Regions from separate parts of the Homo sapiens genome. Here region 2 is linked to region 1. A link is an interaction called in ENCODE POLR2A ChIA-PET data of the cell type or tissue named here. Cell type or tissue: OCI-LY7. All regions are shown on one strand. Region 1 overlaps CCDC18-AS1 (CCDC18 antisense RNA 1). Region 2 overlaps MTF2 (metal response element binding transcription factor 2).

Region 1 (4,000 bases):
CTTGGGTGACAGAGGGAGACTCTGTCTCAAAAGAAAAAAAAAAAAGAAATACAAACGTAAGCCAGATAGACATAGTCCCTGACCTTACACAGCTTACTCTCTTAAATAAGCAATCACAATAAAATTTGGTAGGTTCTTAAAAAAGAAAAGATGAAATATAGATAGGATTGTTAGATAAAATATAGGATGCTCAGTTAAGTTTGAATTTCAGATAAATAATGTATAATCTATTAATTACTATAAATATGTCCCATACAATCTGGAAACTCTATCAAAGTTCAGAGCAGGAGCTTCAAAGTTAGTCCAAGAAGATAATAAAAGGCTTCCTGGAGGAAGGGACATTTAAACTGAAACCTAAATTTTACCTTATGTGCCAAGTTCTTATCAATGGCATTTCTAACTAGAATTTAATTATTTCTGCAAAATGCTTTCTGCTCATTACTGGGGTGTGGCCTTTGTCTCTCTCTCTCTCTCTCTCCAAAGTGTTCTTCCCATAATGTGAAGAGGAGAAAGATCTTTTAAATCTTTTTATATAAAAGAATAATTTACAAGTTACAGATGCTCCTCAACTTATGATAGGGCTAAGTCCCAATAAACCCATCATAAGTTGAAAGTGTCCCTAAGTAGAAAGTGTACTTAATACAACTAACCTACCAAACATCATAGCTTAGCCTAGACTACCTTAAACATGCTCGGAACACTTACATTGCCTACATTTGGGCAAAATCATCTAACACAAAGCCTATTTTATAATAAAGTTTTGAATATCTCATGTAATTTATTTAATTTTGTACTAAAAGTGAAAAACAAAACAATTGTGTGATTACTAGAAGTACGGCTTCTACTGATTGCATTTTGCTTTTGCAACATTGTAAATTCAAAAACTCCTCAATCAAACCATCTTAAATCGGGGACTGTCTGTAGAATCTAAGCTGAAAACTCCTTCTCCCCATTGGACAGAAAACAGTTGCCACATAACTTCCTGTGTAACATTATTAAGTATCCATCCAGATTAGAGTAGCTCAAGGTTTTAAGATTGTATTCCTTTATGCCATACTAATTTAGGCCACACAAACTATTAATTGTTGGTGTAATTTTCCAAATGAATTATTTTTGTGTATTTTCCAAGTAAAGTACTTTTGAGATTTAATAAAAAGAACTGGCCTTATGTTGATATACTGGAAATGCTATCCCAGCTTTGTCCCTGCCTGAGTCTTTTCCATCCTTCTCTGCCTTTCTTCCAGTGCAATCTATGGCTAATGTGCATTACAAGGCCAGATGTTTCTGGGGAAAACTACAAACAAACAAACCCTTGCTACTTGTCAATAAGTGGTACTACAAATATCAGAATATACATCTATATTTTTTAGTGATAGATTATTTGAATCAGTCCATTTATTAGCATTTAAATTTGTTACCACCAAATCAGTTGAGCAAGATGTTAAGGGGGTGAAATAAATTCTTTTGGACAAACTTGGTCGTTGTCACTTGTAGAGAAAGACAATTGCTTATTTTTGTAGCAACTATTGTCACAGACAAAAACAAAAAACAATACTTCTGTCAATTCCCTTTTAGTCTGAGTTTCAAGGTCAAGAGATGCATCAAGAAAGTATATCTGTGTAACTACAGAAAATCACATCCCTGACTGCCCCAGCACAAGGCCTAGGCTGTTTCAGGCAGTTCCTCTCTAATGATACTGCATTCCCAGAACATTTAAAAATTATTCTTGAGAACTACAACCAAGAAATGGTGGTCGGGGGGAGAACTAGGTCAGTCCAGAGTCACATGGAGAAGTGTCTTCTAGACACTTTTTGGAATATCTTGATGGCTCACAATGAACCCATTAACTGGTCCCCTCAGCTATGGCAGAGCTGTGTACAACGTCCCCCATCCTCCCTCTGGCCAGTGACTGGACTGGAAATAGGCTGCTGACTCAAGCTGAGCAGAGTCCCTTCCCAAGGAATCTGGAAGTGGGGATGGGAGCAGAGAGAGTGTGTCTTTCCATGTGGTTGGAACTGTAAAAAGTAAATATGAAAGCTGTGGCTGCCATCTGCCAGCTGCCATATGGCTTGAATAACTGAGAAAGCCAGATGCTGCAGAAAAAAAATGAACTGAGAAACAAAGTAAGCTCTCTCTCTCTGAGTTCCTGCTGATATTTCCATTTCAGTGTCAGCTCTTTTGACACCTGGTTGCTTGCATTCCTGCCTTAGCTTCGTGAGATGCTTCTATTTTCTTATGTTTCCCCTTTTCTACCTAAAACAGTTCAAAGTTGGTTTCTACTCTTGATAAACAAACACCCTGATGAATCCTGAAGGCTAGGCATTGTCCCCACCAATCTCTGGTGAGGCAGTTGTTTATCAAGAGTTGCCCTGTGATGTGCACATTGCTTTCTCCTTAGCAAGGTGTTCCACTCATCAGTCCTGCTAGGCAAAACAAATGAGAAAAGATGCACGAAGCAGAGTGGGAAGAACTGGACACAACTGAGTTGAAAGCTAACCATATTACTTATTTGCTGTTTGACCTTAAACTAGTTTCTTAAGGTCACTGAGCCTCTGCTTATTTACATATTCACATCTGCCTTGCAGGATTGATTAAATGAAATAATTTATGTCAAAATGAGATTATGGTTCTTGGAGCAGTAACTGTAATGATATTGTCACTTGGTATCCATGGACACATTTAAGGCTCTCTTCCACAGGAAGCAATGAGATAAATATTTAGACAGTTTTCAATTTTTCTGCTATTAACAGAATTCTGCAGTGAACAACCTTGTAACTAAATCTTCAAGCACACTTTTTTTTTTTTTTTGAGCCGAGTCTCACTCTGTCGCCCAGGCTGGAGTGCAGTGGCGCAATCTCAGCTCACTGCAACCTCCGCCTCCCAGGTTCTAGCAATCCTCCTGCCTCAGCCTCCTGAGTAGCTGGGACTACAAGGGCCCATCACCACGCCTGGCTATTTTCTTTTGTATTTTTGTAGAGATGTGGTTTCACCATTTTGGCCAGGCTGGTCTTGAACTCCTGACCTCACATGATCCGCCCATCTCGGCCTCCCAAAGTGGTGGGATTAGAGACATGAGCCACCACACCCAGCCAGCCTCTTGAGTAGCTGGGACTATAGGCACATGCCATCACACCCCAGCTAATTTTTGCATTTTTCATAGGGACAGGGACTTGCTATGTTGCCCAGGCTGGTGTCAAACTCCTGGCCTCAAGAGATCCTCCAGCCTCAGTCTCCCAAAGTGCTGGTATTACAGACATGAGCCACCATGCCCAGCTGTGATGTTTCTTTTTAAAAGGAAATTGCCAGCCCTTCAGGGCCTCTCTTTCTCCCTTCCCACAGACTGGAACTCAAACCCAATTGAGACCATGTAAATGAGGACAACACCTTAGGGAATGGCAAAACAAAGACTGAAGTACTTTAGGACCCTGAATGACTGCATGGAACAGAACCCTGCTGGAGCCCGAAGCACTGACCTCTGACCTCTTACCTCTGACATGAGATGTCTCTTTGCTACAGAATCTCAGTCTTATCTTAATAGCACAGGGGGGTCAATACATCTTTTATTAGTTACAGTAAGGCACTTTGGAGTACTAATTAAGTTTTATACAATGAGCAGGTTAGGTATGACTTGACATCATCCGTAACAGCCAAAATGATGTATCCTCCACCTACATGTTCCAGTATTTCATTTGTTAGTATTATTCATACCCGCATAAAGAAAATTTTCCTTCCTTATAAAAGTGCAGTGGTTTCAGTGCTAATCATTCCCTGCTTCCTCTCCACAACAGTTCCTTCAGTGTTAATGCACGGCATCTTAACTGACAGCAAGCTACTGAATTTCAGGTATATTGCTGACCTAAGCGGATTTAAGCAAACAGTGGGTAGTTCTTTTGTTTATTTCCAAGTCTGAACTTGCAGTTGATTATCTGCAAATATTTTGTAGGATTATAGGTAGATTTCCAGAGTTAAATTAGTTGTATAATACATTATGGAGACTACA
Region 2 (4,000 bases), 220 kb before region 1:
AACATTTAAACTTTTTAACCCCTCTAATTATACTACCAAAAGTGCCTTCTCCTCACAGCTGACTATGGCACAGAAAAAACAATGTTAGATAAAATTGCTTTGTGCCTTAGCATGAATCAAGGCAGCGGCATCAAACTGTACTTGTATTCTTCATTGTGTACTAACGGTAAAAAATATAAACACACACACGTACCCCCAAACCTTATTTCACTTAAGAATGTTTTTTGTTTGTTTGTTTGTTTTTGAGATGTAGTTTTGCTCTGTTGCCTAGGCTGGAGTGCAGTGGTGTAATCTTGGCTCATTGCAACGTCCGCCTCCCAGGTTCAAGCGGTTCTCCTGCCTCAGCCTCCCGAGTAGCTGGGATTACAGGCACGCGCCACCATGCCTGGCTAATTTTGTATTTTTAGTAGAGATGGGGGGTTTTGCTATGTTGGCCAGGCTTGTCTTGAACTCCTGGCCTCAAATGATCCACCTGCCTCGGCCTTCCAAAATGCTGGAATTACAGGCATGAGCCACCGTGCTGGCCAGGTTTTTAATATGTGTGATAAAATAGAAATGGCATAAGGCACTTGTGCCATTGTTTGAGTTGCCAGCTGAACTAGCAGCTTTTTCATGGAACACCATTTTTACTTGAAACAGCCACTTAGTTCTGTATAAGGCAGGTATTTTCTTGAAGTGACAATCTACGTTTTATATTGACCTTAATTACCATTTTTTTTTTCGTTTGTTCTTGTGAATTCAAGTTAGCATCTTGTGTCTGTCCTTCCTTCCATTTTTCTCTTTTCTTTTCTTCTTTTCTTTTGACAGGTTCTCTCTCTGTTGCTCAGGCTGGAGTGCAGTGGCACAATCACAGCTCACTGCAGTCTCGACCTCCTGGCCTCATATAGTCCTCCCACCCCAGACTCCTGAGTAGCTGGGACCACAGGCACGTGCCACAATGCCCGGCTAATTTTTATTTTTTAATTTTTTTAGAGACATTCTCCCTTTGTTGCCCAGGCTACTCTTGAATTCGGGGTCCTCCTGCCTCAGCCTCCCAAAGTGCTGGGATTACAGGCGTCAGCCATGCTGCACCTGGCCTGTGTCATTTCTTTGAAACAGTTGAAACAGTTTTGCTCCTACATACTTCCTTTATGCTATTATTGCCAAATATATTACATTTCTATATATTATGGGTCTAACAATACAATTATGTACATATTGTTTTATATACTTGCTTTGGAGGGAATATGCATTTATGCTGTCTTTTATAATTACTTTTGTTGGTATTCTTTGTGTGTGTGTGTGTGTATGTGTATGTACATGTATTTGAATTTCCTTCTGGGTTTACTTACTTTCAATCGTAGTAGTATTCATTGTAAGATGTCTCTGCTAATAACAAATTCAGTTTTTGTTTATCTGGGAGTTTGTATTTCACCTTCATTTTTGAAAGACAGTTTTGCTGGATATAAGATTCTCTGGTGACAGCACCCACTCCCTGCAGCCTGCTTACTTTGAATATGTCATCTCACTGCCTTCTGGCCTTTATTGTTTCTGATGAGAAGTCAACTGTTAATCTTATTGGGGTTTCCCTGTACGTGATATATTGTGTTTCTCTTGTTGCTTTCAAGATTTTTTTTTTTTTTTTTTTTGCCTTTCAGCATTTTTACTATGATGTGGCTGGGTGTAGATCTCTTTGCATTTATCCTACTTGGAATTTGTTGAGCTGCTTGGATGTGTAGATAATGTTTTTCAGCAAATTTGGGAAGGTACCAGTTATTTCTTTGGATATCTCTAAAATGTATTTCTTTCAAACTGAAACACTCCGTACCCATTAAACACTAACTCCCTATTCCCCATTCTTCCTAGCCGTTGGCCGCCATTCTGTTTTCCATCTCTATGACTTTGAGTGTCTAGGCACCTCATATAAGTGGAATAGTTGTCCATTTTGTCTGGCTTATTTCACTTAGCATAATGTCTTCAAGGTTCATCCGTGTTTGAGCATGTGACAGGGTTTCCCAGAATTTCTGTATTTTTAGATATTGAAGTTAGATATTCCTAATACTTAGGAACTTTTTGAAACTTTTTTCTTTAATTTCCCTGCTCATTTTATTTTTACTAAACTTTTATGCTGTTTTTAGAATTATTATCTAGTTTTACATGTCACTGTATGTTTAATTAGTGAAAAATCTAATTTGGAAAAGTGAAACCAAACACTGCTTTGTTACCTTTAAGAAAGCTGATGGTGGTATGCTTTGCTGTTTATGGAATGTCTGATACATAAGTTATAATGTAATTTCACAGTATTTAATATATATTTTTTTCCTTTAAGTACTCTTATAGTGTACTTTCCTTTTTTTTTGTTTTTTTGTTTTTTGAGACAGAGTCTTGCTCTGTTGCCCAGGCTGGAGTGCAGTGGCATGATCTCAGCTCACTGCAACCTCCGCCTCCTGGGTTCAAATGATTCTCCTGCCTCAGCCTCCCCAGTAGCTGGCATCACAGGTGTGTACCACCACGCCCGGCTAATCTTTGTATTTTTTAGTAGACACAGGGTTTCACCATGTTGGCCAGGCTGGTCTTGAACTCCTGGCCTCAGGTGATCCACCCGCCTCAGCCTCCCAAAGAGCTGGGATTACAGGCATGAGCCACCGCACCTGGCCTTATAGTGTACTATTTGTCTATAATGTAATGAAATTGCTGGTTCTCAATGTTTTTTTTTTTAAACTCTCAGTCTGCATATTTGCTCAATTCAGTGGTGATTCCCTGTAAGGAGAAGGTCATGACTGCCCTTCCTTTGAGTGTGAAGAGTGTGAATAACACCAGCTGTCCCTTGAAGTCACTGGTTAATGTGTCTTAACTGCATGTGGCATAATCAAGAGATTAAAATGTAATTCACTTTTATTCTTTACCTAAACCCAGTCATGAGATTCAAGACATTATTTGCTCATGATCATGGCCTGCATACCTCAACATAAAGCTGTTATTTTGATGGCAGCTGCCTTGAATGTGTTATCTTGGAGTGTTTGCTGAGTCTTGGCCTCACTTAGAGTAGGCAATGAATGGATATTGAGAATTGTTATCATTTTGTTTTAAACTGCTTTGTTTGGAGAGTATTTATGATTTGAGGTACTTTTTATATTTTTGTCTTAAGGTTTTTAACAAATTTAAAACTTTGATTAACATATAAAATATCCCACTGGTATAAAATAAGCTCTACAAGTAAGTCTTATGTATGGTCTTTTATTCTCTAAACAGAGACTCTACAGGGGCAGGTAATTCACTGGTCCACAAGCGGTCTCCTTTACGTCGAAACCAAAAGACCCCAACATCCTTGACCAAGCTGTCTTTACAGGATGGACATAAAGCCAAAAAGCCAGCATGTAAATTTGAAGAGGGTCAGGATGTCCTAGCTAGATGGTCAGATGGCTTGTTTTATCTTGGCACTATCAAAAAGGCAAGTTACTTTAATGTATCTTTTGCTGTTTTTGCAGTAAGCATTTAATAATCTTAAATTTAACTTCATGTTTTTAATTTTAAGAGATCACCGTTAAGTATTTCTCTGTATTGCAGATAAACATATTGAAACAGAGCTGCTTCATCATATTTGAAGACAGTTCTAAATCCTGGGTTCTCTGGAAGGACATTCAAACAGGCAGGTGCTACTATTTCTCTTGAACATGATTTAAATTAAAATTTGATTTTCTTCAACTTGTCATATTATGATGTTGTCTGTTGAATACAGTGTATTTAGATAACTCAGTATTACTTCCTAGGAGAGGTTAAAAAATCAGCATAGTCGTTATTATAGACCATAAGAAGAACAAGAATACTCTAGAGGACAGATGCATCACTAATTTATACCTGTAAGCTATGTTAAGACCCTTCTAAGAACTTTGAAGAAAAATCTTTAGTAACTAATCTCAGTAACGGTTTGGGATTCAATTCAACTGTTGCTTGCTTATATTTGTAGAAAGCAAGTGTTTATTGGGAGCATACTGTTTGTCAGATGATTTGGGAAATTAGG

What was found. ChIA-PET counts read pairs that join two places held together with the same protein. Peaks named below come from ENCODE experiments on the same cell type or tissue, not always from the same donor. Only the 100,000 strongest peaks of a DNase experiment are listed, where the experiment ranks them.
Region 2: POLR2A ChIA-PET joins it to region 1 with 5 read pairs; 4 of 35 experiments call an interaction of 5 or more read pairs at or near these places.

What each region holds. Positions count from the first base shown.
Region 1 is chr1:93,326,959-93,330,958 of GRCh38, forward strand. The region is part of intron 5 of CCDC18-AS1 (CCDC18 antisense RNA 1); the gene reads right to left. Among named protein-coding and RNA genes, the nearest start is that of CCDC18-AS1, 17 kb to the right of the region's middle. RefSeq lists an enhancer at 2,194-2,303. In OCI-LY7, no CTCF peak of the experiment used is centred here; a DNase peak (open chromatin) is centred at 2,143; H3K27ac peaks cover 1,168 bases.
Region 2 is chr1:93,106,999-93,110,998 of GRCh38, forward strand. MTF2 (metal response element binding transcription factor 2) reads left to right here. Exons shown (of 15, transcript NM_007358.4): 2 at 3,232-3,430; 3 at 3,547-3,628. Among named protein-coding and RNA genes, the nearest start is that of MTF2, 30 kb to the left of the region's middle. In OCI-LY7, no CTCF peak of the experiment used is centred here; no DNase peak of the experiment used is centred here.